2 separate regions of the Homo sapiens genome follow, and region 1 is linked to region 2. A link is a loop called in an ENCODE intact Hi-C map of the cell type or tissue named here. Cell type or tissue: psoas muscle. All regions are shown on one strand. Links, peaks and the distances in the headings refer to the core of each region. The heading gives the core; the rest is flanking DNA.

Region 1 (4,399 bases), core at 288-4,287, 200 kb after region 2:
ATAAAAACAAACCCCCAACCAAAAAATGACTGAAGTAAATGAAAATTTATGACCAACATGGAACTTTATATTAGTGTCTTTTTCACTTACAGCGTGTTTATCTCCGAATCTGTACTGTAAGGACTTTCTCATATAGGATTTGCCAAGTATGCTTAGTGGGCTATGTTTGAGAAAGATTAACAGTATTTCACATCAAAGGAGGACCCTGCTGCATGGTCTTACGAGATTGTCATTCACTCCCATTATGGCTCATTTGCACAAGATTTTCATGTAATATGAGCCATTGTTTTGATGGCAGTGATTTGACATAAAGACAGGGCCGAACTGCATCTCAGCCTCCTAGTCAGTCAGGCTGGGGGGTATCTTGGTCCCAAAGAACTTGCCAAACATAAAAGGCAACTGTTACTCAGTTATGGATTGGCCCCACCCCCCTCAACTCTACTCCCTTGTTTTTAAGGTGGAAAACTTCTTGAACGTGCATGGATACCATAAAAATTAGACAATGCCTGCTTGTGCAAGATTAGATACAGTTTAACCAGACAAAGTTTCAGATATCCTATTTAAAATTGCAAGTTATGAGCTATTTTAAAGAGCTGCTTTTTCTTTTTGTGCTTTCTGCCATACTTATTTTGATTTTAAAATAATTTGAAGTGGTGAAAAGTAATGCCTGAGCTACATTCAAAACTTTTCCACAAGCAATATTTGTGTTTTTTTTCTGGTGAGTTAGTTTCATGGCTATGCATAGAATACGTATTTACATACACTAGTCACTAACATTCTCTCCCTCTTTCTTTCTGCAAGCTAGATTAAAAAGAAAAAGAGATGCTATTGATGCTTCCGCAGTGCCTAATAATGTAAATAGAAAAGAAATATTCAATCAATAATCTGGATGATTCTAAATGTGATTTTTATTTAACTAGATTTTATTTAACTAAAGAGACAATTTTCTTATTAAGTCTATTCAGTATATATATAGACTTTAATATAATAAACTTAATAAGATACTTTACAATATTTATAAAATATATTTAGATGTATTAAATATATAAGTAACATGAAAAGAAACATTTTGAAATGGTTTATTCAAAGTATTAAATTAAATGTGAAGAATTAAGAATGAAAACTACCTTAGAATACAATCAATGTTTAGTGCCTGGTTTGAATTTTCTAAACTAGTGTGTTTAAAATCTGTAATTGTAACTCTTCTACAGCATGTACTATTAGTAGCAAGGTACTGGTTAGTTTTATGTAACATTTGTTCCATGCATTTAGATACAATGATGCATCCAAATATTTAAATTTTTGAAATTCATTTTGTAAACTATACCAATATCTTACCTAAATTTTGTGTTTAGAACAAGAATGACTATAATTTTGGGGGGGTGTTGACTCATTTTTAAGCTCTTTACAGCAACCATAAAACAAACAAAAGTCATAAAACAAAAGTGAACTCAGGTGATTTCGTGATACTTGAGAAAATATTTACAAGTGATTAATATTTACTCACATAACATTTTGTAAAAATATGAGCAAATATAAATTTTTAGTCTAAAATTATTGACCCCATTCAACCTCAAGAAATTAATGACAGAAATATAATTAGGATAACATTTTATATTTAAAAACTGCATTAAAATTTAGCATACAGAAACTAGCATGCTCAGTAAGATATTTTTAAAATATATATTTTCTTAGAAAAATAATGAACAAAATAAACATAAAAACTAAGAATGAGATAAGCAATCAGAATATTTCCTGCAAATTTTTAGTTTGAAAAATTTTAACATACAAAAAAAGTTGAAATACAGTACAGTAAACATTCGCTTGTTCTCCACTCAAAATCAACATTTTTTTGCTACATTAAGTTTATCTTTTCCCTAAATCGCTTGAAAGTAGTGACACTCCTAAATTTTGCAGCACGCATCTCCTATGCACAAGGCTATTCTTCTACATAACTACAATAAGAGAAAAATTGAAATACTTCTGTAAAATCTGGTTATCATAATATTTAAAATTAATTATAGATTAATTAGAGCTCAGGGATAATTAAAAATGCATAAATCTTTAATGGCAAATGCAATTTTACTGATCTATATAAACACTTTTTCAATTACTTTAAATTTATATTCAGACAACACATTGATACTTCCATTGGAGTTTATAGATACATTTTGAAAACAAATACTAAATTATTAGCTAAATGTATTTTCCTTTATGAAACGCTTTCAAAATACATGAACAATAGCGCCCTCTACATTTGGATAGCAAATCATGAAAAAGATTTTACTAGTTGAGAAAAGGAGCATTTAACAGTAATCACTGTGGGTTTGGGGACAAATTATGTGATTGCAATACATTACAAAATTACATGGCAATCTCTCACATGAGTTTACAGTATTTTAAACCATTGATTTAGTATAGAAAATCAAACTCTGGAACCTCAATATTGTACCATGTAGCAAAACACTGACAAAAATAATAGTCAAGAGGAAATAGAAGGCTCTCTAGGAAAATATAAACCTACTTAAAAATAAATTTAATTATATTATTTAATAAATTTTCAGAAATCAGTTATAAGTAGTTAAAATTGTGTTATTTTCCTTCCTTGCTTATATAAACAGAACCTTATGATGTTTTCAAATTCAGAGGTGCTCCAAGTCTTTTAAAAATGCTATTTTCCAGTATCTACCTATTGAAGAAAATACAGACTTAGAATCTAACCTTTAATATGCTTTCATAAAATGAAATAAAATTAATTGGTAATTTTAAGTTCTTTTGAAAATTCTTTTTCCGATTAATTCATAATAAAGTTTATAAAATTACAGACATATAGAATATAATATTATATATAAATCCTCATGTCTGTCACTAATTAGCAAAACCATCCCCTAAACATTTAGTACATCATCCTGCAAACAATTCAGAGAAAAATATGTGCATATTTAATAAGTTAAAAAAATAGATTTTTGTATCATAAAACAAAATTATAAATATATATTTGTGTTTCCTTTTTCCAACTATAAACACTTTATTTTATGGCACCTGAATTTTTATTTGTCTATAGTCAACTTCGTAAAAAAGATGTACCTAATGTCAATAAAATCAATTCCACGTATTTGCATTTGGAAGGTTTTGTTTTCTGTTTAATTTTGTTTTTTCAGTGCAATTTTTTCACTTAAGATAAATATGCTTATTTAAAGAAGTAATATTTTGCTTAAATATATTCTTTTAAATACATTTGATACTGTGTCACTATTAAGCTTCAAGGACAACGTAAATGCTGTAACCTAAAATAAAAACTTTTTAGTAAATTATTTGTGAGCTGTCAGTGGTTAAAGAGCAGATTAAAGTAGTTAAAAACTGGAAACATGTTCTGTTATTCCTGCTGAATTTAATGCAAGAGTCTCAATGTCTAAGATACTGCATTTTAAATAAAAGGCAATAAAACAAAAGTTAAAAACGAATAAGTGACAAACATATTTTATTTTTAAATAGTCAACAATTAAAATATCTGAAATGAATTAAATTCCTGCAAACTATTTTGTCTATGTTAAGTTACAGGAAAGCTGCACAATAAAAAAGCTTGTGAGGAAAAAAAAAGGAATGCTCTTTGAAATTATCCTTTTAGTCTTTTCCTTGGCTTACAGTGCCATGAAAAATCCTAGAACATGCTCTAAAATTCTAAAGACAAAATGCCAGTGACTCTGGGGATCATCTTGTTCATTTTAAGAGCAAATTAAAACAGTGAAAGAATGGTGCAAATAATTGTTTCATATGTTCTTTGCTTGTGACTGCTGTAATCATCGGGCCTGATTTACAAATGTAGACTTGAAGGTTTCTCAGCTTCCTGCAGGGTAGAAGACTGTTACTTTGGCACTCGCCCTCTCGCCCTTGTAATCACCACTCAAAACTGTGCCCTGGTACTTCCAATTCCCAGTCTCTTGATTGAACACCTCATTCTGTGCTAACAAGGTGTCCAAGGTATTTGAACAGGGGCTCCAGTCGGAAAATTGTTAATGGTTTTGCTCATTAAGAGTTCCTGCACTAGTTTTGGTAATTTGATAACTGTCTAAATTGCAAGTTGATTTTCCCCCCTTCAGCTTTAAGGATGCTAAATTTAAGACAGCAACAGTAATAGCTGAGTTTCAAAATTGACAAGGGAAGTTGAATACTGTCTGTGTTATTATGCAATAGTTTCCACAGGATTAATAAAATTATCTTGAACGTCTAGGTTTATTTTCCATTTATTTTCAAGATTTTATTGAATATAAAAAATTTTCATAGGGTGCACCTATGAAATAGCTAAGATTTCCTGAAAGTTTAAGGGACAAAAAGAAGCAACAACAATGATTTGTTTCAAAATGTGAGAAACAATAGAGCTATGACAGTATTTTAAAAT
Region 2 (4,399 bases), core at 98-4,097:
ACTGCTTTAAGCGTTTGCAGCTGATGATTTTGATTTTTTAAAGTCAAGCATTCAAGTTAACCTTTAAAAAGCAAACCACCTCCAAAAGAAAGATGTAACCTTTCAATTGCCCCATCTGCTTATCTTTTTTTTTTCTTTCTTTCTTATTTTTTTTTTTTCCTGACAATGAAAGTAGCACTAACCTTCTTTGCTGATAGGCCTGGCATTTAGATGCTTTTATTGTGAAGTTTTCTCAGAACTTTTAAAGGGCTGGCCAGAGAATTATACCCTCAAGTACCTCACCTAGCCCCAAAAGCTTCCAGAAGTTTTCTTTTTGAGGCCAACATTAAATCAGTGTCTAGGACCCCTTGTGAGTCGGTGCTGTTGGAGTTGTTACCTGAGCATACTGCTTTTCAGGAAGTGAGTTGGAGAAGGCCCTAGACCTTAAAGAGAAGATTTAGTTTAAGATGTTATGAGGAGTTACTGCAGGTGGTCTGGCACACTCAAAATAAAGGAACTTGTGCCCTTGGCTGTGGACTAGATATAAAGACATCAGCTCTTACACATTCCCAAGTTACATTTCTTTTCTTTTTCCAACTTATAATACCGATTACAAATTTATCTCCTCCTCTCTAGGTACAGAGTTCTGGCTTCCTTGTAGCATCAAGTGTAGTTCTTAGAATCATGTGTTCGTATTTGTGGGGAAAAGCATTTTCATAAAGATAGTCACAGTTGATATCAACTGTTTTAGAATTATTGAAAATAGTGTTGGCAATGGAAAGATTGATCTTGTCTGTGCCGTCAAGCCGCTAAAGGTACAAGTTAGCCACGATAGTCTCTCTTTCGGCTTTTAACCACACTGTCCATCCTCTGTAATATGTACCATTTAAACTAGTTAGATATAGAAAGTAAGATTATTATGGGTAACCATATAGCAATTTTTAAAAAATGATAAGCACTATTTTGGGGCAAGAAATACAAAAAATGTTAACTTCTTATGTCACATTCAATCCTTTTCCTTAAAGTTTATTGCAAATACAATGGTGTAATAGGTGCAAAATATGAATAATGTTCTCCTTAAATCTATGCAAGGCTGGTTTGCTCCAGAGTCCCTTCCTTAGCAAGAGGAAACACATCAGGCCAAACCAGAGGCTATTTTTACTGTGGAAGCTGGGATCTGTCATCAGTTACTAAAGTTGATATCCACTTTAGAGTGAAGAACTAAAACAGTGTGAAGTTTCCAACTGATGTTATATACCAAAGGTGAGTTTTTAAAAAATCGGGTTTAGCTATCTAGAGTGGAAATATCACTTGGCAGTGAAGATGCCACAGACTGACATTGTGTCAACTGTCCACAATACTTTGGCTGCCTCTGATGGTTGTCAGACATCTCTGTAAGCATATCCAGGAAAATCCACCGGTTGTGAAAGTTACGCAGTGACATTTTCACCTATGGCACACACAAGAATCAACTATTGAGCGTGGGTATAAACATATTGGAATCACATCTTTAAAAACAACAATAGCAAGCAAACCCAAGCCGTCCGACCTTAGCAAACTTTAAAAAATTGTTATTTTACGTCTTTCTTTTGTGTAACAATGTCCATGAAGTTACAGTAAGCGGGAACACAAACGGTGAGAGAAGCTCGCATCGCGATTCCTTTTTAAACATTTTCCATTCATCCGCGAAAATGCTAGCCTCTGACTAAGAAAACTGAAAGTTGTGGAGAAAGGACAGGGGTGGGATGGAGTGCGTAAAGGGAAATTTTTGCATTGGTGGATTTATTGAAAGCATGGAAACAGTCTTCGGGGGTAGGTGTAGGGGGTGCAACAGCGAGACTTCCCCACAACACCTCCACCGAAGGCTGGGTCGTCAGCGTTTGAGGGACCCTCCCGCCACCCCGCAGCCTGGCGGGGCGCTTTCCAAATCGTCGCGGCAGGCTCTGGCCGGGCAGGGCGAGATGTGCGCATGCGCGGCCTGTGGCCCGAGGTTCCACGTGCTGATGAATATGCATGAGACTCCCCCGCCCTCGCGGGCTAGAGAGAGAACCAAGCAGAGGCTCCGGCCTGTGAAAGTCGCTGGCTAGGCTCCCAAAATAGTGCGGCGGGGTAGCTGCACGTGTTTGTTTTCAAACCGCGCTGGTTTAAGTGAGTTCACACTGCGGAGCCGACAGCAGAGGGTAGAGCAACCTGGGGCTGCTGCCATTGGAACGGCGAGTTGAGCGGGCCTGTCAGGGCCTCTCCGCCGAGGGCCGGGGGCTGCATGGTGCTCGAGCCCCAGCCGGCCACACCCCAGTGCATCGGGTGGCTGGGCTTCCAGTTTACACCGGGCCTACCAGGGAGGCCTTCTTCTCTTATCCTTTCCCAAGCCCGAGCTGCCGCCCCGGCTGTTCTCATATCCCTAGCCCCTCGGAGAAGACTTAGCCTACCCCTAGTCAGAGCTCAGGCCCCAGGTGACCGGGCAGCGGCTTGGGGGAGGTTCCCTAGGCCCTTCCCTCATCCCTTGCCCAGATCCAAGTCTGGGTGCCGGCTTGTCTTTGTCTTTCCGCCTCTCTCTCCCACTCTTTTCTCCTACTTCCTCTTGCTCTCTGGCATTTCCCCAGCCTCCCACCGCCCCATTTGAGATACTAGGAGCCATTTGCTTGAATGACTGTTCTAGGGTTTCCACTTGACCCTTTGCAAATAATACCAGTCAGCTTGCCTGTCTTGGAGTTGAAATGGTCCTGTTAAATCCAAACGTGCTTAGGTAGCGCAAACGTCGGGACTGGTGGAGGAACTGCCCTGGCCTAGAGACCAGAAAGGGTAGGGTTTGGTGAGAGACACCTGGGTTCAGTCGCTGGATTATTGCTTTCCTCTCTAGTGAAGTCCTTGGGGATCTGCATGGTATTTTGTGGCCAATGTGCTGACATTTCCAGAGTGAGCGTATAATCTTTCTAGGTGGAGTGGCCAACGCTTGTAAACAAAGGGGAGGGGCAACAGAGGGTCCCTGGGTCACTCTAACCTCTGACCGACTAACATCTACAGCCTTTGGGTGTTTTAGTAAGAATCCTGGGTCCCATAACATCAGAAGTGGTTGCCGACAGATTCCAATCCTACTCTAGATTTTTACTTTCATTTGAACAGGTAGACCCACTTTGTGGAGCTTATCATTTCATTTCCCTCACTGGGAACAGGATGCCTAGGTCAGTGCCGGGCTCACACTGCAGTCTATCCCAGGGCCAGTTCCATCTGTGCCAGTTTTGGAATACCGGGACCACAGTATCAGTTCACCCGACAACTACCACTCCCCAAGCCTTCAGCGTGGAACCTGAGGACGCAGGGAGGGAGGCTTTGGAAATGTTCCTGCCAGGACAGTGCCTTTTTTCCTACCCAAACTCCCGAGTCTCCGAGCTCAATAACGCAAGGATGGCTGAAGAGCGTCTGCTCCATGTCTCTTTGCCGGACTCAACGACCCTCACCCACTGCCACCGAGTGCTAGGCCCACAGAGGCCTGGCAGAAGCCACTCACCCCTCACTACTCATGACTAGGAAGAAAGTGGCCGGGGCATGAGGGTTCGAGTTCTGTCCTAGGTCCCGGAAGCCAGGGCTCCCAGCGTCTAGTCAGGGGCGCAGAAACCCTCGTTCCTCCAAACCCCCGCCACAGGGACCACTCCAGAAGAAACCCATTCGTGATTTGGGTCCCTTTGTGTTTGAGTATTGTGGGGAGTGGGCTATCTAGACTCTAAGGACTCCAAGCTAACGATGACCTGTGTGGGCCTTGCTCTGAACAGAAAACTCAAACTCAGCGTGGGTTCCCGCGTCTTCCCCAAAAGGCCAAGGCCCAAAGAACCCTTTTCATTTGGCGAGGGGCTTGAGGAAGGGAGGGGCTGGGGCGGGAGAGGGTCGGGGTCTGCAAGCCAGCGGCCCGGCGCAGCGGACTTGTCCGGCTGCTCAGCTTGGCAGCTAGCGTCCGTGCCGGCAACGCTGTTACCCTCTCCTGGGCTGGAGAGTGGGGACATCCCTTCCCCGCCCCTAGGCGTCCCTGGGGTCGGCGCCAGAGCCCGGGAGCGCCGGAGGCTCTGGCTGGATGGCGGCGAGGAGGGCTCTGAGTCCTCTCCCGGCCAGGCCGAGCTTAGTATGTGGAGGCGGCGGCGGGAGTGCGGGCATGGACCAAGGGAAGGGGGACACCCAAACCGCATTGGTGCCTTCCTTTCCCTCCACTCGCGCCGTAGACCTCCCCAAATTGCCCGTCTCCGGTATGACTGAATCTGTCTGCTGGCCTCTCAGCTACCAACTCTGCCCGAAATCTAGATCCCAGACCTGGTAAGTCGCGTTCCTCCCCTACCCCGCCCCGCCACCTTACTAGCGGACTCTGCCCGCGACAGCGTGCGCGCGCGTGGCCTGAGGCGCGCGCTGAGAAGTTGGGCTGATTTGGAACTGC

The links. Peaks named below come from ENCODE experiments on the same cell type or tissue, not always from the same donor. Only the 100,000 strongest peaks of a DNase experiment are listed, where the experiment ranks them.
Region 1: it touches region 2 in a loop (2.4-fold over the local background); 3 of 110 quality-filtered maps call a loop at or near these places.

What each region holds. Positions count from the first base shown.
Region 1 is chr3:147,614,967-147,619,365 of GRCh38, forward strand. No RefSeq gene overlaps it. Among named protein-coding and RNA genes, the nearest start is that of ZIC1, 210 kb to the left of the region's middle. In psoas muscle, for the core only: a CTCF peak has its summit at 2,242; no DNase peak of the experiment used is centred there.
Region 2 is chr3:147,417,279-147,421,677 of GRCh38, forward strand. It overlaps LOC440982 (a long non-coding RNA gene), which reads left to right and starts at 4,049. Exons shown (of 3, transcript NR_121655.1): 1 at 4,049-4,281. RefSeq lists enhancers at 1,870-2,019, 2,958-3,886. In psoas muscle, for the core only: no CTCF peak of the experiment used is centred there; DNase peaks (open chromatin) are centred at 1,983 and 4,020; H3K4me3 peaks cover 2,083 bases; H3K27ac peaks cover 2,085 bases; H3K27me3 peaks cover 2,287 bases.